Regions from separate parts of the Homo sapiens genome. Here region 1 is linked to region 2. Evidence: chromatin loops called from intact Hi-C (ENCODE). Cell type or tissue: GM12878. All regions are shown on one strand. Links, peaks and the distances in the headings refer to the core of each region. The heading gives the core; the rest is flanking DNA.

What was found. Peaks named below come from ENCODE experiments on the same cell type or tissue, not always from the same donor. Only the 100,000 strongest peaks of a DNase experiment are listed, where the experiment ranks them.
Region 1: a loop joins it to region 2, with 2.8 times the contacts of the local background. A loop is called at or near these places in 3 of 110 quality-filtered maps.

What each region holds. Positions count from the first base shown.
Region 1 is chrX:53,763,473-53,774,351 of GRCh38, reverse strand. No RefSeq gene overlaps it. Among named protein-coding and RNA genes, the nearest start is that of HUWE1, 82 kb to the right of the region's middle. In GM12878, for the core only: no CTCF peak of the experiment used is centred there; no DNase peak of the experiment used is centred there.
Region 2 is chrX:53,709,503-53,720,381 of GRCh38, reverse strand. No RefSeq gene overlaps it. Among named protein-coding and RNA genes, the nearest start is that of HUWE1, 28 kb to the right of the region's middle. RefSeq lists enhancers at 3,377-4,576, 5,354-5,583, 5,624-5,673, 7,599-8,098. In GM12878, for the core only: a CTCF peak has its summit at 5,688; DNase peaks (open chromatin) are centred at 3,711, 4,123, 5,401 and 5,991; H3K4me3 peaks cover 3,364 bases; H3K27ac peaks cover 3,644 bases.

The sequences.
Region 1 (10,879 bases), core at 3,732-8,731, 54 kb before region 2:
TTGGTCTTGAATTCCTGACCTCGTGATCCACCCGCCTCAGCCTCCCAAAGTGCTGGGATTATAGGAGTGAGCCACCGCACCCAGCCTAAGTCTCTTGAAACTTAAAAAAAAAATCCTTCGCTATTGTTTCTTAAAAAGTCAAAATTAAATTTACCATGTGACCCGGCAAGAGAAATGGAAATACATGTCCACACAAAGACTTGTACTTGGGTGGTTATAACAACATTATTTATGATATCCAAAAGGTGGAAACAACCCAAATGTCATTCAACCAGTGAGTGCAGTTAAGCAAAATATGGTATATTTATTAAATAAAATACTATTCAGCAATTAAAAACAATAAAGTACTGATATATGATACACCATAAATAAACCTCAAACTCAAAAACATTATGCTTGGTGAAAGAAACAAATCATAAGAGAACACATATTGTATGATGTCATTTATATTAAATTCTCCTATCTAAAAGGCAAATCCATAGACAGAAAGTAGTTTAATGGCTGTCTGGTGTGATAGAGAGGGACTACAAGGGATGTTTTGGGGGTGGTAGAGATGTTCCAAAAGTGGATTGTAGTGATGATCGTACGACTTTGTAAGCCTGCTAAAATTAATTTAATTGTATACTTAAAGTAGGTGAATTTTATGCATTGCAATTATACCTCAATAAATATATTTAAAAATAAAAACACTGACTCAATTCCTCATCATTCTTTAGCTTCTGCCCTATTTATCTCCTCCCTGTCATGGGCAAATACAGATGTTCCTTGACTTTGATGGAGTCACGTCCAATAAACCCATTTGTAAGTTGAAAATATCATAAGTCAAAAATGCATTTAATGCATCAAACCTACCAAACATCATAGTTTAGCCTAGCATACCTTAAATGTGTTCAGAACACTTATATTAGCATACAGTCAGGCAAAATCATCCAACACAAAGCCTATTTTATAGTAAAGTGTTGAACATCTCACATAGGAGTATCGTACCACCTATCACTAGCCCAGGAAAAAATAAAATTCAAAGTGTAGCTTCTATTGAATGCATATCACTTTTGCACATCTTAGTCAAAAAATCATAAGTCAAACCATGGTAAACCAGGAACTGTCTGTAGCTTAAGAATATTGTTTGCAGCTGGGTGTGGTGGCTCACGCCTGTAATCCCAGCACTTTGGGATGCCAAGGTGGGTGGATCACCTGAGGTAAGGAGTTCGAGACCAGCCTGACCAACATGGTGAAACCCCCTCTCTACTAAATGCAAAAAAATTAGCCAGGCATGGTGGTGCATACCTGTAATCCCAGCAACTTGGGAGGCTGAGGCAAGAGAATCACTTGAACCTGGAGGCAGAGGTTGCAGTGAGCCAAGATCGCACCATTGCACTCCAGCCTGGGCAACAAAAGCAAAACTCTGTATAAAAAAAAAAAAGGGCGACTGGCCGGGCAGAGGGGCTCCTCACTTCCCAGGCCGCCCCGTCCGGGAGGTGAGGGGCGCCTCTGCCCGGCCGCCCCTACTGGGAAGTGAGGAGCCCCTCTGCCCGGCCAGCCGCCCCGCCCGGGAGGGAGGTGGGGGGGGGTCAGCCCCCCGACCGGCCAGCCGCCCCGTCCGGGAGGGAGGTGGGGGGATCAGCCCCCCACCTGGCCAGCCGCCCCGTCCGGGAGGTGAGGGGCACCTCTGCCCGGCCGCCCCTACTGGGAAGTGAGGACCCCTCTGCCCGGCCAGCCGCCCCGTCCGGGAGGGAGGTGGGGAGGTCAGCCCCCCGCCCGGCCAGCCGCCCTATCCAGGAGGTGAGGGGCGCCTCTGCCCGGCCGCCCCTACTGGGAAGTGAGGAGCCCCTCTGCCCGGCCACGACCCCATCTGGGAGGTGTGCCCAGCGGCTCATTGGGGATGGGCCATGATGACAATGGCGGTTTTGTGGAATAGAAAGGCGGGAAGGGTGGGGAAAAAATTGAGAAATCGGATGGTTGCCGGGTCTGTGTGGATAGAAGTAGACATGGGAGACTTTTCATTTTGTTCTGTACTAAGAAAAATTCTTCTGCCTTGGGATCCTGTTGATCTGTGACCTTATCCCCAACCCTGTGCTCTCTGAAACATGTGCTGTGTCCACTCAGGGTTAAATGGATTAAGGGCGGTGCAAGATGTGCTTTGTTAAACAGATGCTTGAAGGCAGCATGCTCGTTAAGTGTCATCACCACTCCCTAATCTTAAGTACCCAGGGACACAAACACTGCGGAAGGCCGCAGGGTCCTCTGCCTAGGAAAACCAGAGACCTTTGTTCACTTGTTTATCTGCTCACCTTCCCTCCACTATTGTCCTATGACCCTGCCAAATCCCCCTCTGCGAGAAACACCCAAGAATGATCAATAAAAAAAAAAAAAAAAAAAAAAAAAATTTCAAAAAAAAAAAAAAAAAAAAAGAAGAATGTTGTTTGCACTATTGTCCATAATTCCTCACCTCTGGTTCGCTTTTTAATCCTTTTTTCGTCTGTCACCTCTTAACCCATTGTATTTTGCCTTCCACTTTTTCCTTCTTAAGCCACTGTCATTTGCCATCCACTCCCACTACTCCATGGAAAGTGCTCATCACCAGTGGTCTTGTTGCTAAATCTGGTGGATTTAAATCAGACCTTGTCTGAGTAACATTTGGCACTGTTGAGCTCTCCCCTCCATTTGGAAGGAGATTTGCCCTTGGTTTCTGTGACACTGCACTCTCCTGGCTTTACTCTTTACTCTCTGGCCACTACTTCTCAGTTCCTTTTGTGGGCCCCTGTTTCTCGGCCCTTTTGGTAAATGTTTTTGTTTGATAAGGTTATGTCCAGCCCTTTTCTCTTCTCATTCTGTGCGGTCTTGGTAGACGACCTCACCCATTCCTATAGCTTTGATAACCATCTGCATGTTGATGGTTCCCAACTCTATCGCTCCAGCCTACATTTCTTTCCTGCATTTCATATCCATATGCCCAACTGTAGCAGGACAAGCCACAGACAAAACCCCTCAGACATCGAGTTAAAGAAGGAAGGACTTTATTTGGCTGGGAGCATCGGCAAGACTCACGTCTCAAAAACCGAACTCCCCGAGTGAGCAATTCCTGTCCCTCTTAAGGGCTTACAACTCTAAGAGGGTCCATGTGAGAGGGTAGTGAACGATTGAGCAAGCAGGGGGTACATGACTGGGGACTGCATGCAGCGGTAATTAGAATGGAACATAACAGGACAGGGATTTTCACAGTGCTTTTCCATACAATGTCTGGAATCTATAGATAACATAACTGGTTTAGGTCAAGGGTCAATCTTTAACCATGCCCAGGGTGTGGCACCGGGCTGTCTGCCTGTGGATTTCATTTCTGGCTTTTAGTTTTTACTTCTTCTTTATTTGGAGGCAGAAATTGGGCATAAGACAATATGGAGGGGTGGTCTCCTCCCTTACAACTGCCTCCTGGAAATCTCCCCTTGGACATTCCAGACACTTAAAATTTGGCAGGTCCAAAATTGAATTCAGTATTTTCCCCAGAAACCTGTTCCTCTTTGGGTGTTCTCTGTCTCAGTGGATGGTTCCATCATCCACTCAGCTACCTCAGCCATTAAACCCAGGCTTCCTCTCCGACCCACTCTGTCAACCATCACATACAATCCATCACTAATCATGTTGATTTTTATCTCCTAAATATTCTATATGTCAGAGATTTGACACACAGGCTTATGGACCCTTGAGGATTCCAAAGCATTCATGAATGTGCTGAATTGTAGACAAAATTTGGTCTACAATATCTAGTGGCATTTTTCTGGGGAGAGTGTGCAGGCCATGGCTTCCATTCACAGACAGGTCTATGACTGAACAAAAGGTTTAGAACCACTTCTCCAAATGCATCCATTCCTCCTCATCCATCCTCCCACCCTGACCAGATGTAGTCACTACAGAGGACTATGTCTCCCAATAACAGCCTCTTTGCTCTCTTAACAGCTGCAAATAAGGAGGGGATCTTGCTGTGGCCATGGGCAGAGGCCAGCAGTGCTGGATGCTCTGTGCCCCAGGTGTGCCATTGTGGCCTGCTCCCCTCCCCACATGTCCACAGGTCACTTACTCTTTTTTCCTTTTCCTCCCCTCCCCCATCTCTCTTTCTTCATCTTCTTTTCTCTTTCGCTCATTCTCTTTCCCTTCCCCAGCTTGTCTCATGCTTCCTTAACGCTCTGATTGTAGGGCATTGGGATCTTTGACACACATAGCTTGAAGCCTCTTAAAACCAAGACTAGAGGCAGCATTCACCCTGCTCATTGGCTCCCACTGGCAGAGCCCTCAACACCCCCTCCATGGAAGAGGAAAGGGAAGTGGGAGGGAGGCTGAGCTTGGAGATGTGGGGCCAGTAATTAGGGAGACCTCAGCCCCAAGAATAGCTGTAGTGTTAGGAGGAATATGGGGGGCAGCTCAAAGAATCATAGACCCGAAAATCCTTGATTAAAACTTAAAGTTGGGAAGACATTTTACGTTCTCTAACCTGATCTTTCCCCCATCTCTTACAGACGGTGCTTGATTCCTTTTTTTCCTCAACTCATATTTCCAACAACAAGTCCTATTGGCTTTACCTCAAAATATATTCCACTCTGTTCTATTGATCTCTGTATGCATTCTTTCTTTAACACCACGGTGATTATTATAAAATGTATATTTGGTCTTCCCCATTTCCTGACATACAACTCCTAAAATCCTTTAAAATCTCCAAAGTGATGTCTTTTTATATGTCAATGAGTTGGCTGATGGCCAACAGCCCCTAGGTAGCTTCAGGATTGGGGATTGGTCCCCAAAAAACCAAGGCAGGATTAGAGAGTTGGGACTTTCAGCCCCATTTCCCCACCTCAGGGGAGGGGAGAGGGGCCCGGAAGGTTCAGCTGATCACCAATGACCAATGATTTAATCAATCATGTCTGCATAATAAAGCCTCCATAACAACCCAAAAGGCCAGAGCTTGGGGAGATTCCAGATAGCAAAACACGTGGAGACTCCTGGAGGGTGGCACACTCGGAGAAGGCATGAAGCACTGTGCCCCTTCCCACAGGCCTTGCCCCATGCATCTTTTCATCTATATCCCTTGTAATATTCCTTATAATAATCCAATACCCTTTTGCTGCCTGACCGCTGCCATCATGGGTCACATGCATGCTCCTGGTGGCTGACGCTGACTTCCGATGACGTGAAGGAGCAGATTGACAAACTGGCCAAGGGCCTGACTCCCTCATGAATCAGATAAGGATGCTAAATGCTATCTGATTCTGATAGAGAGCCGGATTCATCATTTGGCCCGATATTATAACACCAAGTGAGTCCTCCCTCTTGATTGGAAATATGAGTCATCCACAGCCTCTGCCCTGGTCGCATAAATTGTCTATGTACTCAAGCAATAAAATCATTGTTTAACTGAAAAAAAAAACAAAAAATCTAATCAATATAAGTAAGTGTTTCCTTGAATTCTGTGAACTACTCTAACAAATTCATGGAACTCAGTGAGGGGGTTGTGGAAACCCAATATATAGCCAGTTTGTCAAAAACACTGATACAATAACCTGGAGCTTCCGAGTCACATCTGAAGGCGGAGGTGGGGATCAGGGAGGGGATGTGACAATCTTGGAGACAGCTCTCAACCTGTGAGATCTGACGCCATCTCCGGGTAGTTAGTATCAAAATTACATAAAATTAGAGGACATTCATCTGGTGTCCACTAGAAAACTGATTGCTCATTTAGTGTGTGTACTCCCACACATCTGGTCACAGAAACCTTTGTTGATTGTTCTGTGAGAGCAGAGCAAAATCAGTTTGTATTTTTCCACATTCAATCACACTGTCTTCTGTACTGTAGCTTTATAGTACTGTGGGGTCTTGACATTAGATAATGCGAATCCTCCAACTTTTTTTTTCAGTATTGTGTTGGTTTTGCTAGGTCTTTTGCTTTTCCATAAAAACTTGAGAATCATTTTGTCTATGTCTACAATATAGCTTGCTGAGATTTTGATTGAAATGATACTGAATGTATACGTTAAGTTGGAAAGAAATGACATCCTAAAAGCATTGAGTCCTCTTCGTCATGAACATGGAATGGCTCTCCCTTTATTTAGATTTCTTTGATTTCATTAATCTGTGTTTTGTAGTTTTCTAGATTTGGGTCCAGTATATATTTTATTATATTTATTCCTAAGTATTTCATTGTTTTGCTGCTGTTGAAAATAGTATTGCTTTCCTAAAATTTGAAATTCTAATTGTTCATTGCTGGTATATAGGAAATCAACTGATTTTTTGTGTATCGACCTTGTACCCTGTGACCTTGCTATATATATTCTTATTAGTTCCAGGAGTGGTGCCCACCCCCAGAGATTATTTGGGATTTTCTATCATCCCACAAATTTTAATAAATTGCAGTTTTATTTTCATTTAATTTGAAATATTTAAAAATTTATCTTGAGACTTCTTCTTTGACCTATATGTTATTTAGAAATTTGTTATTTAATTTCCAGATATTTGGGGATTTCCCAGCTGTCTTTCTGTTACTGGTTTCTGTTTTATTTCTATTGTGGTCTGAGAGCATACTTTGTATGATTTCTATTCTTTTAAATTTGTGGGTTTTTTTTTTTTTTTTTTTTTGGAGACAGGGTCTCAATCTGTCACTCATGATGCTGGAATGCAGTGACATAATCATAGCTCACTACAACCTCGAAATCTTGGCCTCAAGGGATCCTCCTCCCTCAGCCTCCTGAGTAGCTGGGACTACAAGTGTGCACCATCATGCCCACCTAATTTTTTATTTTTAATTTTTTTGTTGAGACAGGGTCTCGCTATATTTCCCAGGCTAGTCTTGAACTCCTGGCCTCAAGCGATCCTCCTACCTCAGCCTCCCCAAAGTGCTGAGATTACCAGTGTGATCACCACACTCGGCCTTTTGAATTTGTTAAGATGTGTTTTATGGCCCAGAATACAGTCTATCTTGGTTCATGTTCCATGTCAGCTTGAGAAGAATGTGTATTCTGCTGTTATTGGATGGAGTCTCTATAAATTTCAATGGGATCAATTTGATTGGTAGTGCTGCCCAGGTAAAAATCTATTCCAAAACTGTCCACATATCTTTCTCCACAATCACTATCCTAGCCCAAGCTCTCATGGTCTCTTGCCTGGACTGTCTAACTGGTCTCATAACTAGCTTCCTAGATGGCCTTCTTGTTTCCAGTTTTGCTCCCACTAAAACTCATTCTCCACACATCAGACAGAGTAAGCTTTAAAATACAAAATTCAGATCACGTCACTCCCAGCTCAAAACCCTCCAATGGCTTTTCATTGTACCTCGAATAAAAGCTAAATCCCTTCCATGGCTGACATGGCCCTACACTAGCTTACTCCAGAACTTCTTTCCTACCTCATCTAGTACCAGTCTTTCCTCTTGCTGCCTCCAGTTGGACTTCTTTCTGGATTCCCTTAAATACACCAAGCTCATCTGTCACCCTGGGATGCCATGCCTCTGGGTCCTCATGAAATGACTGATGTCTTCTTGTCATTCAAGCTCACCTCAACTCTCACCTCCATGGAGAATCCTTCCCTGACTAAACTATTTCATCTTGTTCTCCACCCTCACCCCATTACACTACCCTTTGTCCTTTTTTTAAAATTGTTTTCAAAGTATTTTTGACTTTGTGAAATGACTTTTGTTCATGTATTTATTTGATTGTTTGTGACTGTCATCCTCTCTCTAAAATGTGAGATCTAGGAGAGCAGGGACCTTCTTCACCACTCAGTAGCCAGCACCTAGAACAGTGCCTGACACCTCACTCTCCTGATTTAAGGACTGAACATAGGTGAGACAGGGAGAATGAGAGCGAGTCTAGTTCCAGGCAAGTAGAAAGTGGCCAGATCAGGGAAGAAGGAATAGCAGAGGAAATGGGAACACACTCTCATTCATGTTTTTGCCACCATTATCAACCTGTAGGTCATTACTATAATGAATGAACTCCCACAATTTTCAGTCTTTCCTTCAGTATATTATTAATTAAATTCCAAGCAATTCTAGATTGTATCTACCATTTTGCTAGGGCTGGACAGATCCACTAAAGTAGTTCTCCATCTATTTTTCATTATTGCCCCCTAAAATGTTAATATCACAGGTATATTATATATTTAATAACTATTTGCATATTTGCAATTTATACCTAGAAAGAGTAAGTATAAAAGTTACTCTTTTTATTCGATACAGGGTTAAGAATAACTAAATAAAAGTTTTAATTAATTTAGGAATATAAAAAACTATTAACATTTAATTTTATAACTGTATCTGCCAAGCAACTTTAAATATAATTTATTTACCTATATAGATTTTAATGTGTCAAATTATATATGTATATTAGCAACTTGTATAACTACATAATAACAATAACTTTGTAAGTTAAATTTTAAAAATTATCCCGTTTTATTTTTCCAGAAAATATGTAATAATTTTAAAATTTATTTCTTAAAAATTATTGTTAGTAAAAGTAACTTTTAACTTTTGCTTGTTAGAAAAAATAACTTTTAAATAAGGCCTACTATTTGATAGTATAGCAGGATGACTATAGTCGATAATAACCTAACTGTACATTTAAAAATAACTAAAAGAGTGTAATTGGATTGCTTGTAACTCAAAGGATAAATGCTTGAGGGGATGGTTTCCCCATTCTTCCTGATGTGCCTATTTCACATTGCGTGCCTGTATCAAAATATCTCCTGCATCCCATAAATATATACACCTACTATGTACCCACAAAAATTAAAAATTAAAAAATGTTTTTAAAAACAAAATAACTTTTAATATAGCTAGCTGCAGATAGTCGTTCACGTATTGTTGACATTCTTTCTGTTCAGTACTTAACACAATTAGTGATGAACTGAATGATTTTTGTACAATTAAATTTACTCTATTTATATTTAATTATCAAAACTTGAGTAGCAGATAAAAACACTGAAGATCAAGCATAAATTAGGTAATGGCAGACAATAGGCAGCAGGTCAACTCTTGCAATAGGACTTTAAGAATTAGTACTTGAAAGAAAGTCCTCCAATCAGAATCATTTATTCAACACGGCTCTATATCACTGATCTTCCATACATTTAGCATATCTTCAGTAAAATCAATGTCAGTGCTTTTCATGTGATACCCAAGAAAACCCAGCAAGACAAACTATATACTAAGGAATGAGATTTTGTCAAGTAAGGCTGAGCTTTAGAGGGCCACAGTCCATTCCAATAGCAGAGATTTTTTTCTGATGAAGGACAAACTTTCACTTGTTTTGGATGATATCACCTCCTTTGAAAATGAATGCCCTAGAGTAGTATTTTGCCTTGACTGAATAAAACAAGATAGAATATGAATAATGGGTAGCCAGAAAACAAAAAGGAAAGAAAACAAGAAGTACTTAGTAGAGACCAGCCCTTTATGAGGGCAAAATAGATAGCAAGCTTTTCCCTAAATTAACACTTCCAAAAGTGCCTTGTTCCAACATAATGCTACTAAAGTATATGTAATCACTATTCACTCCTTCTTTAAAAGGATATTATCTCAAATCTTATCCTCTATTATCTCTGGCTCTAAGTCCAAGAATTTAGGTGATATCCTTTCCTCTTCCAGTCACCTTGCGATTTCTTCTAGATATGCTGCAAGCTATAAACTAAATTGTACGTTGAACCACTACTCACACACTATATTCTACAATATATAGTGTGAAGATAAAGAAAGAGAATGGAAGTAAGTGTATGTATATGCATATATACAAACAAACACACACACACACACACACACAGAGAGAGAGGGAGAGAGAGAGAGAGAGAGCAAAGAAGGAAATAAGGAAACTGCTTGTAGTCCTTATTACATCTTGTCCAGAGACCAGAGCTGGTGTTTCTGACTTCCCTTTCTCTCTATTAAATCCATAGGTTCCCCTTGCTTTAACAAGTACCTTAGCTGGTCATGGTTATTTTCTTGGTAAGGCGAGGCTCTTTGTGGTCCTGTATGTGTATGGCTACTGTATTCTTTGGCTAACCTTTATCACTGGATGTGGTGGGAATGAAAGCACCCGGGTGATTTCCCGGGACTCATAAAAGGTACATTGAGTCCTTCTCCACAGGCCCAGTAATCTTGAACATGCCTTGTTCGAGTTGTGTATTATGCTCCTAAGGGACTCTAGAAGTTGTCTCCGCAATGATTATGTGGAATCTGAGCTTTCAGAAGTCCCACCTTTATTGAGTCATTAAAATCTGCATGAACTTTTGCCATTGGACATGGCAGAACTAGGGTCACACAGTGAATCCCCTAGGTCCCAGAAAATGCTCTCCCCAATCCCGTTGTGTAGCAGACTCCCCATTTCCCCTTGATAATTAAGATCACTCATCCCAGCCAACATAGGAACCTCACTCTCCCCATTTTTGCCCATTGATTCCATGGCATGAGGAACTCCAGATGGCCAGATGGAAGTCTTAACTTCCTATGAATCAAAAGTTTTGCAAGTTTTACTAATCGAATTGGTGTCAGGTGTTACTCCCATTTCTACTCTTTGGTTTCTAGACATACAATATTCTGTTTATGGGATAAAAAGCAGCATATATGGGTTGTTAATCCAGAGAACATACTGAATTCTATAGAATGGCATTTAGATCTCACAAACTATTTCCTAATTGTCACCATAACCATATAGTCCATAGGCCATTCCACCTTTCTGTAAGAGCAATTGTTTATAGGTGATTGTCTATGTCATATGAACAGAGAACCTCATAGTCATGAGACCATTATCTTATGTCTTTCACTGTGAAATGTGTTCCTTGATCAGAAAAAAATATTGCATGGGATATTGCAGTGGTATATAAGCTGTATAAAGTAATTAGAAAATTG
Region 2 (10,879 bases), core at 3,326-8,325:
ATGGGGACAGAGGGACAAAGGTGAGAGGGAGAGATTACAAAAGGACACAAGGGACTGGATGTGGTGGCTCACGCCTGTAATCCCAGCACTTTGGGAGGCTGACGCAGGCAGATCACCTGAAGTCGGAACTTCGAGACCAGCCTGGCCAATATGGTGAAACCCCGTCTCTACTAAATACACAAAAATTAGCCAGGCATCGTGGCACACACCTGTAATCCCAGCTACTTGGGAGGCTGAGGCAAGAGAATCACTTGAACCCAGGAGGCGGAGATTGCAGTGAGCTGAGATCATGTCATTGCACTCCAGCCTGGGCAACAAAGTGAGACTCCATCTCAAAAAAAAAGGTCACAAGGAAATTTTGGATGGTATGATGGTTAATACTGAGTGTCAACTTGATTGGATTGAAAGATGCAAAGTATTGTTCCTGGGTGTGTCTTTGAGGGTGGCCAAAGGAAATTAACATTTGAGTCAGCGGCCTGGGATCGGCAGACCCACCCTCAATCTGGGTAGGCACCATCTAATCAGCCGCCAGGGCGGCTAGACTAAAGCAGGCAGAACATGGAAGGACTTGACTTGCTGAGTCTTCCGGCCTTCATCTTTCTCCCATGCTGGGTGCTTCCTGCCCTCGAACATCAGACTCCAAGTTCTTCAGCTTTGGACTCTTCGACTTACACCAGTGGTTTGCCAGGGGCTCTCAGGCCTTTGACCACAGACTGAAGGCTGCACAAAAGAAGGCTTCCCTACTTTTAAGGTTTTGGGACTCTGACTGGCATCCTTGCTTCTCAGGTTGCAGACAACCTATTTTAAGACTTCACCTTGTGATCCTGTGAGTCAATACTCCTTAATAAACTCCCTTCAGATATACATCTATCCATAAAATTCTGTCCCTGTAGAGAACCCTGACTAATACAGATGGTGATGGATATATAAATTGATTGTGATTATATATATATACCAAATTGGACACCTAAATATGTCCAATTTAATACATATCAATTCAATCTCAAGAAAACTGTTAAATTAAAAAATATTTGTTTGCTTGCCAGTATTGGTGGGTTTTCTATTACTTTTTTTTTTTTTTCTTTTTGAGACGGGTCTCACTCTGTCACCCAGGCTGGAGTGCAGTGGCACGATCTCAGCTCACTGCAACCTCTGTCTCCTGGGTTCAAGTGATTCTCCTGCCTCAGCCTCCCAAGTAGCTGGGATTACAGGCACTCACCATCACGTCCGGCTAATTTTTGTATTTTTAGTAGTGACAGGGTTTCACCATGTTGGCCAGGCTGGTCTCAAACCGCTGACCTCAGGTGATCCTCTAGCCTCAGCCTCCCAAAGTGCTAGGATTACAGGCATGAGCCACCGCACCCAGCCTTCTATCACTTTTAACTGAAAAAAATCTGAAATGATACAGTCCTCATGGTTGGGCAAACCATATTTAAATTATACTTTTAAGCAAACTCCAATATAGACAGTGCACAACAGTAGAAGGAAAACCAGATAACTGAAATTAAAACTACCATTTGGAGTTGGCAGACGGATGAGATGGTATATGGAAACTCTCTGTACTTCCTGCTCAATTTTTCTATGAACCTAAAACTGCTCTAGAAATAAAGTTCATTAATTTGAAAACAAACCAACAACAACAACAACAAGAAGACACCTACCATTTGGAAAAGGGAAGAGGAAACAGCACATAGCAGTCACTACCAGTCCAAAGTCCTGACTACACTGGGGTAGCAAAGATCCTCTTCCCTGATAGTAGAGTGAGTGCCTTGATCAACCAATCTCTCTGCTCCCAACTCTGGCTCTGTCTTGGGAGAATTCCTCTGGCCTGTTGTCCCTCTTGGTCCCATGGAAGATGATTATTGGGGAGAATTCTCCTTCTTGGGACTGTATCCACTTTAGTGGCCCATTTCTTGTTGGCAGGTTCAGTGTTTCTTAAAGTATGATCTGTGATACACCTGAATCAGAATCACCTGTGTAAAATGTACACTTCTGGACCTCATGCCTGAACTACTGAATCAGAATTGCTGGGAGTAGGGCCTAGGAATGTACATCTTACCAAGCATTGTAGGTGATTCTTATGCATACTATATTAAGAAACATTAGATTAAGCCTTTAGTCATCACTCCTCATGTCACACAAAGAAAAGTCCAATTTAGGTTTCAGTATTACTTCTTCTCATATTGAGAATCTCTTCTGAGACTGTCCTAACCTAATGTTTCTCAAACTAGGGTCCATGGTCTTCTGGGGATCCAAAAATGTATTCTCAGCTGTTCATAAATTCTTCAAATACATTTTAATTTTGTATTTTTCTTTTGATAATAATCTAAATACAACAATTATAAGCATGTTCTAGATTTGGATGACTGCCTTATAATTAAGTCCAGCCATATAGTTTTAGTACCCACATTGTCATTGGTTTTTTATTTTTGGAGATGGAGTCTCACTCTGTCTCCCAGGCTGGAATGCAGTGTGGGATCTTGGCTCACTGCAATCTCTGCCTCCCATGTTCAAGCAATTCTCATGCCTCTGCCTCCCGAGTAGCTGGGATTACAGGTGCCTGCCACCACATCGGGCTAATTTTTGTGTTTTTGGTAGAGACAGGGTTTCACCACGTTGGCCAGGCTGGTCTCAAACTCTTGACCTCAGGTGATCTGCCTGCCTCAGCCTCCCAAAGTGCTGGGATTACAGGTGTGAGCCACCGCACTCAGCCTGCCATTGCTTTTTATAATAAGGTTGGTATCACAGCCTAGTATTTCAGTTTGCAAGGGTGTAACAATGTCTATGCCCCCTATCCCTAGCTGGTGATGTACTAAATGTCCCAGTCCATGTCACAAAGTGTAGACATAGGAGCTCCTCTCTGACACCAGTAGATGTCCAGGGTGATCTAAAAGCACTCCTTCAAGTGCTGTGGCTAAAAGTTCTCACACGTTGGCTAGATGACTGTGGTACAAGGTCTCAAAGCACAGACAGCATATTGTTTCCATTTATGTGACAAGAGGGTAGTGATAAGGTGAGGTCCTAGAGTGCAGCAAGGACAACAGTTCTCTCATGTATTCACAGAGGCGTGGGTAGCAAGATCTTGAAGCACAAGTAACATAATGTTTCTATTCATGGGATGGATGCCCTTGAGACTCAGCTCCTGGCCATGGGTGTAAGTTTGGTTCTGTGGTCCAAATCAGTGTTTCTCATGGTACTACTCCTTCTGGTCCATTAGCCTGGCCCTTCTCAAGCCACTGACCAGCTACATTACTACACCCAGTGGCTGGTCTTCATTACCTTGAAGGACCAGTAAATGTTTCATTTTGTTCAGGATCTCGGCCTACTCCCAGGGACTCCTTGCCACAAGGTATTTGCCAAAATTTGAGCTTTCATAACCTGCTGCTACACTATGTTCTCAGTAAAAATCTTTGTGCCTACACACACACACACACACACACACACACACAATTCACTCTCCATCCCACGACCCTTTCCCAGATAAAATGGGATGGGTCATTTTCTAGAATTAGTACAAAAATTCCTACATGGTGGTTTCAGAGCTGACTGAATCATCAATCAAATGGCATCATCAAAGGCACAGGGGCTTTCATTCTTTTTTCTCTGCCTTCCTCTGCTGACAGCAGATGTTGCTTCCTGGTTGCAAGGTGGCTGTAGCAGTGCCAGCATTGCATGCAGACCACATCCTGTCAAGAAGAGGGGAGTTTCCTCCCATAAATCTCTTTTTATTACAAGGAAACCCTTTCCCAAAAGTCCCCAGAGACTTCCCCTCAGGTCCCAGGACTATGTCACATACCCATACCTAACCCAATCACTGTCAAGGAGCATGAGTCCATCAATTACTGGCATTGACCATTCAAGATTCCACCATCACCGCAACACAAGGCAAGGGTAGAGTCCTTTCCCTAAGCACATGACCACAACAGGACCAAGCCAACAAGGAAGAAGGGGGAGAAATGGATTTGGGCAGCCAGACAGCACTGTCTGCTTTACCCGCCTACCTCCATGTATGAATTGTTTGGTTCAAAGGGTGCTGCACAGGATTCCTCAGGGCTACACGTGAGTAGGCAGCTTGATAGGTGGCTGTCGCCCTCTTCTTACTTGAATTCACTACCCAACTCCCTCACTTTCTCATGGTTTAGATGAAGTTTTCCTCAATTTCATACAAAGCTGTATCCCTCAAGGGATTTGTTCTTGCCTTCTGTTCTGAGTGGGTAGAGGTGGGGAGGGGTTGTTCTCTGTCTACCCTGGAGTATGTGGGGATAATTTTTCTAACCAATTATTTTATAAGCAAGAAGTTATTTTGGTAGATCACTTTATCTGGATTAGCCCCACTTTGTGTCTACACCTTGTACACAGCAGAAAGGCCCAAGTTTCCTTACCACATGCTAGGAAATAGGTAGCTAGTGATGGCTCTCCAGGCAGCCCCAAGTTTTACGGCAGCACTCAGTCTCCTTAGCCTGCTGTTACCCTTGCTTTTGTTTTTTCTTATTCATAGTGAGCAGCAGTAATGGCTAAGTGGTAGGACCAAGGGTGGCTGAACACTGAGTGAAGTTTCCTGTAGTCTTGCCACCCTCACCCATTTCAAATCAGAGATCAGTGGGCAGCCAAGTGTAATATCCAAACACCTAGATGCAGCAGCAAAACCTATGGCACTAATTCATCCTTGTGGCATTTCAGGTATGTACCAAGAATGCCTCATATTTGTTCCACTGCTGTTTCTGACCAGATCTGAGCATCCCAAATATGTTTAATAAAAGTCAGTTAAATCCCTCTGGTTGTGGGTCTCTTCAGGGATGGTGAGACTCAATTTTGTGCTTCTGTACTCTCGCTGATCCAAGTACTGTTGTCAGCAAATGTGAATCTAGGTAAGAGTTGATAGACTAAGAATGTTAGAGCAGAAGTTCCCTAGAATTGTTATATCTACACTTCTTATCTTTGGAACTAAATGACTGCAACTAGAAACGATATTGTGGTGCCTGACTTTGTCCCCAGTTATGTTTAGGTGCAGCCCATCGAGTGATCAAAGGCAATGGCTTGCTGAGAAAAGTACAAGTCACTCTAAAAATCTCTCTCCCCACCCACCACTACCACCCACTCACCCCCAGACCACCCAAGTCAGGATGCCAGGCTCTCTAGACAAGGAAGTTGTATTCTCAGGACAACACCGATTGCTTTCTCTGAGTTGTACCAGGCACTGAAGCTCCTGGTACAGCTCCCCTCTCCTTTAGTCAGTTCTAATTTCCTCCAATCTTGCAGCAAAATATTAAGGCTCTGGAGGGAAACAGAGCTCTTGTTTCTTTCTTTGATCAGTTTCCTCAGCTCAGGGTCAGCCTACTCTGCCCCCAAATGAGGTAGCAATGACTAACTTAGTGCCACGTGACACCAAGCAGCCTCCAACTGTCAGCCTGTGCTGGGTCATTTGCTATTCTTTTTGGGTGTACATTTGAACCCACTTCCTCTGGTTGGGGACTTCCCCATCTTATGATTCTTGGAAGGAGGCAGATCCTACCTCCCTCTACATTCACTCTCCCTCACAGCTAGGGGGCTGGCACATACCCCAGCCCAGTCACTCTCAACTTTGCCTTAGGAGTTAAAGACAAAGATTCAAGGACCCTGGAAGAGTCTCTCTGTCAAGGCAGTGCTGGCATCTGCAGCAAGATAGAGCTCCCTGCAGGGTGTCCCTGGTGAAAACTGCAGACAAGTGCTCTGAGGTGCTGCTGCAGTGGGCTCCTCACCAGACCAGTTCTGCAGCGTGGTTTGAGTGTTGTTCCTGGCTGCAAACCTGCTTCTCCAGCCCGCCTACTGATTCTGGAAGCTGCCCAAATATCCTTTTAATGAATTCCTTTTCTGCCTAAATCATCTAGAGTCCAATTCTGTTGCTTGCAATCAAGGTTCTAGACTGATACGCACCTGTAACTCCTTCAGGAATTTGTCCTACTTCTGAGAAGTCCCAAAGGGCTTTGTCCCCAAGGACAGTTTCTATGACAAATCTACAAAGGGGATTCTCTGTAAATGCCCATTCTGTTATGAATACTAAAATTAGAGACCGTAAGGCTAGCCACCATTGTTCCATAGTATCTAGTTTAGTACCAGCGAGCACATATGTTCTAAGCAATGCTGGAAAGCCCCTTTCAAATAACTTTTGCCTTGGCAAAAGACGTTGTAATGCTTCTTGAAATAGTTTCATGATGTCATTTACGTAGTAGACCTGATTTCTGCGAACACATTATTTTGAAATGAGGATTTAAATTGTGCTTTGGCAGGAACTGAATATTCAAATGTAATGAGTTTAATTGATTATGAGAATGTTTCTTTTAAGATGATGCAATAACTGCCTGGTATTGAGCCTGCTGCTCCAGTGTGCACTAGTAGAAAGGCTTTCAAAATTGATCTTGGTACATTTGAAATCTGGTAAGCAATTGATTCTCTCTCTAAGCCTCAGTATAGAATCTAGTTCTAAGTGATAAGGCACTAACAATGCCCTGAAACCAGACCAAAATGGGTCTGCCTCTTGCTAGAGCTTTGAATTCCAGCCATGGGAGTATGACTGGGGAGAGATTCAACCTGTGGGGCCATCTCCTCCTCTCATGACTGCGTGGACCCACTTTCCCCATTTGTCTCTACCTGCTGTGCCCACTTCGGGAGGGCCAAAAGTGTGCTGTATTCGAGGCTGTACCAAAGATGTTACCAGAGCTGCTGAGCATCTGAGACTTAGCGGGTATAGAGGGTGTCTGCAGGCCAAAAATATATGTGCTGGCAAAGGAATCTTGGAGGGGCAAGAAACTGATCTATATCTTGATTGTGGTGGTGGTTATGACTCTAGGCATCTGTTTAAACTCATAGACCTGTACACTAATATGAGCAAATTTTACTGTATGCAAATTAAATATAAACCAGGCATGTCGATTTGCACGTGTAATCTCAGGTACTCGGGAGGCTGAAGTGGAAGGATTGCTTGGGGCCAGGAGTGCAAGAGCAGCCTGGGCCGCATAGCAAGACTGCCTCTAAAAAAAATTAATTAGGCCGGGCGCGGTGGCTCAAGCCTGTAATCCCAGCACTTTGGGAGGTCGAGGCCGGTGGATCATGAGGTCAGGAGACGGAGACCATCCTAGTTAACACGGTGAAACCCCGTCTCTACTAAAAATACAAAAAATTAGCTGGGCATGGTGGCAGGCTCCTGTAATCCCAGCTACTCGGGAGGCTGAGGCAGGAGAATGGCGTGAACCCAGGAGGCGGACCATGCAGTGAGCCGAGATCGCGCCACTGCACCCCAGCCTGGGCGACAGAGCGAGACTCCGCCTCAAAAAAAAATTAATTAATTAAACATAAATTTTAAAACAAGAATATGTGTGCTGGAATATCCACTTTCCACATGTGAATTGCCGTACAGTGGCACAGTGTGCAGGCACATGACCACAGTGTCTCCAATCTAATCTGGAAGCATTATGTGGCTCAGTTCACACTTCAATACCCAGCTCAATTATATAATTCTTTTTTTTTTTTTTAAGACAGCGTCTCACTCTGTCACCCAGTCTGGAGTAGAGTGGTGCCATTAAAGCTCACTGCAGCCTCAAACTCCTGGGCTCAAATGATCCTCCTGACTCAATCTCCTGAGTAGTTGGGACTTTGGGTGCATGCCACTGAGCCCAGCTAATTTTTAAAACCTTTTGTAGAGACAAGGTCTCACTTTTTTGCCCAGGCTGGTCTCAAACTCTTGGGCTCAAGTGATCCTCCCGCCTCAACATCCTAAAGTGCTGGATTTGCAGGCATCAGCCACCATGCCCAGCCTCAATTATGTAATTTTTTTTTAATAGAGACAAGGTCTCCCTATGTTGCCTAGGCTGGTCTTGAACTTCTGGGCTTAAGGGATCCTCCCTCCTCAGCCTCCCAAAGTGTTGGGATTACAGTCATGAGCTACCGTGCCTGGCCCCAATTATGTAATTCAAAAATTTGTGAGTGACTGCCCACTTTAGGGCAGAGAATTAACATGTGTGAGGAAGGTACGGGGCTTGGTTTTCTTGTGGGCTCCTACTGAAGGCCAAGAGAATCTGCTCCTGGCTGGGCTCGGTGGCTCATGCTTGTAATCCCGGCACTTTGGGAGACCAAAGCAGGAAGATCACTTGAGCTCTGGAGTTCAAGACTAGCCTGGGGAACATGGTGAGACCCCCCCATCTCCACAAAAAGTAAAACAATTAGCCAGGTGTGGTGGCATGCACCTGTGGCCCCGGTGACTCGAGAGGCTAAGCTGGGAGGATCACTTGAGCCAGGGAGGTCAAGGCTGCAGTAAGCTGTGATTGTGCCACTGCACTCCAGCCTAGGCAACAGACTGAGACCCTGTCTCAAAAAAAAAAAAAAAAAAAAAAAAAAAAAAAGCATCTGTTCTATAGTACTATTCCTAGAACCTAAAAACTGACATCTTATGTGTATTGATGAAAAACTTGGTGGGATCACCAAATGCTAAGAAAATGTTGTTTGTAATCAACAGTCCACAAAGACCCAAATTCCCGGTCATAGAACCAACTTTCCCCAAAAGTTTTGTGGGGTGGCTGCATTCCTACCATTCTCCTGCTTTGTTGGCAAAGCCCTGGTCTCTGTTCATCTCCAGCTGCTGTGCCATGCAACTCTTGGTTGACCTCTGAGCCCAGTAGTTTTCAACCTTGGCTATAGTTTAGAATTGCCTGGGGAGCTTTTAAAAACCTCATAATCTGGCCACCACCCAGACCAATTAGATAAGAATCTCTGGAATGTGGGGCATAAGCATGAGTATTTTTTAAAACCCCTCAGGTGATTTCTATACTTTTGAAAGAGGGCAAGTTTCTATTTCGCGTGCCGGTAGGAACATAGGAAGAGGTATGTATTCGTCTGCTCAGGCTGCTGTATCAAAATACCACAGACTTGGTGGCTTAAACAGCAGAAACTGGGCTGGGCGCGGTGGCTCACACCTGTAATCCCAGCACTTTGGGAGGCCGAAGCGGGCAGATCACGAGGTCAAGAGATCGAGACCATCTTGGCCAACATGGTGAAACCTCGTCTCTACTAAAAATACAAAAAATTAGATGGGCGTGGTGGCGCCCTGTAGTCCCATCTACTCGGGAGGCTGAGGCAGGAGGATCGCTTGAACCTGGGAGGCAGAGGTTGCCGTGAGCCGAGATCATGCCACTGTACCCCAGCCTGACGACAGAGCGAGACTCCATCTCAAAAAAAAAAAAAAAAAAAAAACAAAACAGAAATTGATATTCTCACAGTTCTGGAGGCTGGATGTCCAAGATCAAGCTGCTGCCAGCCTGGTTGCTTTCCTCTGAAGCCTCTCTCTCTCCTTGGCTTACAGATGGCCTCTCTCTTGCTGCCTCTTCACATGGTTGTCTCTCTGTTGTCTCTCTTTGTAACCTCATCTCCTCTTCTTATAAGGACACCAGTCAGATTGGATGAGAGCCCACTTCAACAGCCTCGTTTTAACTTAATTCCCTCTTTAAAGGCCATGTGTTTCCAAATACAGTCACATTCTGAGGTACTAGGGGTTAAAGCTTCCACATATGAATTTTGAGGGGGCACCATTTAGCTCATAACAAGGGAGATCATGGTTCCTCTAATAATCTTCACACTTTTTTTTTTTTTTTGAGACGGAGTTTCGCTCTTGTTGCCCAGTCTGGAGTGCAGTGGCGCGATCTCAGCTCACTGCATCCTCTGCCTCCTGGATTCAAGCGATTCTCCTGCCTCAGTCTCCCGAGTAGCTGGGGCTACAGGCGCCCACCACCACACCTGGCTACTTTTTGTATTTTTAGTAGAGACGGGATTCTCCATGTTGGTCAGGCTGGTCTCGAACTCCTGACCTCAAGTGATCCACCTGCCTCGGCTTCCCAAAGTGTTGGGATTACAGGCATGAGCCACCACGCCCAGCCAATCTTCACACTTGTGTTATCTTAACCTGTTGTTTTTGATAGCCAAAGCCATGGGCCATTAGAAATGTGGCTGCCTGCATCAGGGATAGAAGACTAGAGTTCAGCAGGCCAGTCCAGGTTCTACTTTCGTGAAACCATTCTCCCAATATCAACTACTGCTTCTCTTAGCACTAACACTGGGACAGTTCTGCTTTGCCTCCAAAAAACTCTGAAGTGGATCAGAGTAGGACATTAATTAAATTAACTCCAAGTTCCCTGCTGCATCCCAGGCTGTAAAAGCTATCCCTGTTGTATTTCCCATCCTGAATTATGCCCAGCCACATTTTCCAATGGAGTTCACCAGAAGTTGCATGTTCAGCCCAAATGATAGCATTAAAATGTTCCAAATAATATATAAATGTCCAAATTTGAACAATACAAAGTCTCTCCACTTATGAAAATCTTGGGAGAAAGATTAATTCCAAAATGCCAGAGAAATTTAAATCCAAAACTATTTCCTCCCCGATTTCTGTTTCTGCTCAGTCTCAGCTAGAAGGATCTTGCTCTGAGGTGTGGAGAGATTGGAGGTTCCTTCGGCTACTGCAACCTGGGCTCTCATCCACTGAAATCGGTGAAGTTCCTGTAGGACCTTCAAGACAAAATTAATCCAGTGTCAAGATTCTCATATGTCCCACTTTCTAAGAGTTCAAAGAGTTAATTGGGCACATAAGATTTTCCCAGCATCAATGACACATGCACAAAATTTAGAAGAAAACAACGCAAAAAAGCAATCAGACAAATCTCGTAAGTGGAACAGTCTGCAGAACTATTGGCTTGGTATCTTCAGCAAAGTGGTATCATTAAAAACTGGTGTCTGTTCTAGATTAAAAGAGACTTAAGGGACATAAACCAGATGCAATGCATGGTCTGGATTGGGTACTGATTTGGATGAAACAACTGTATAGGACATTTTTAGGTCATTTGGGAAAATATGAATA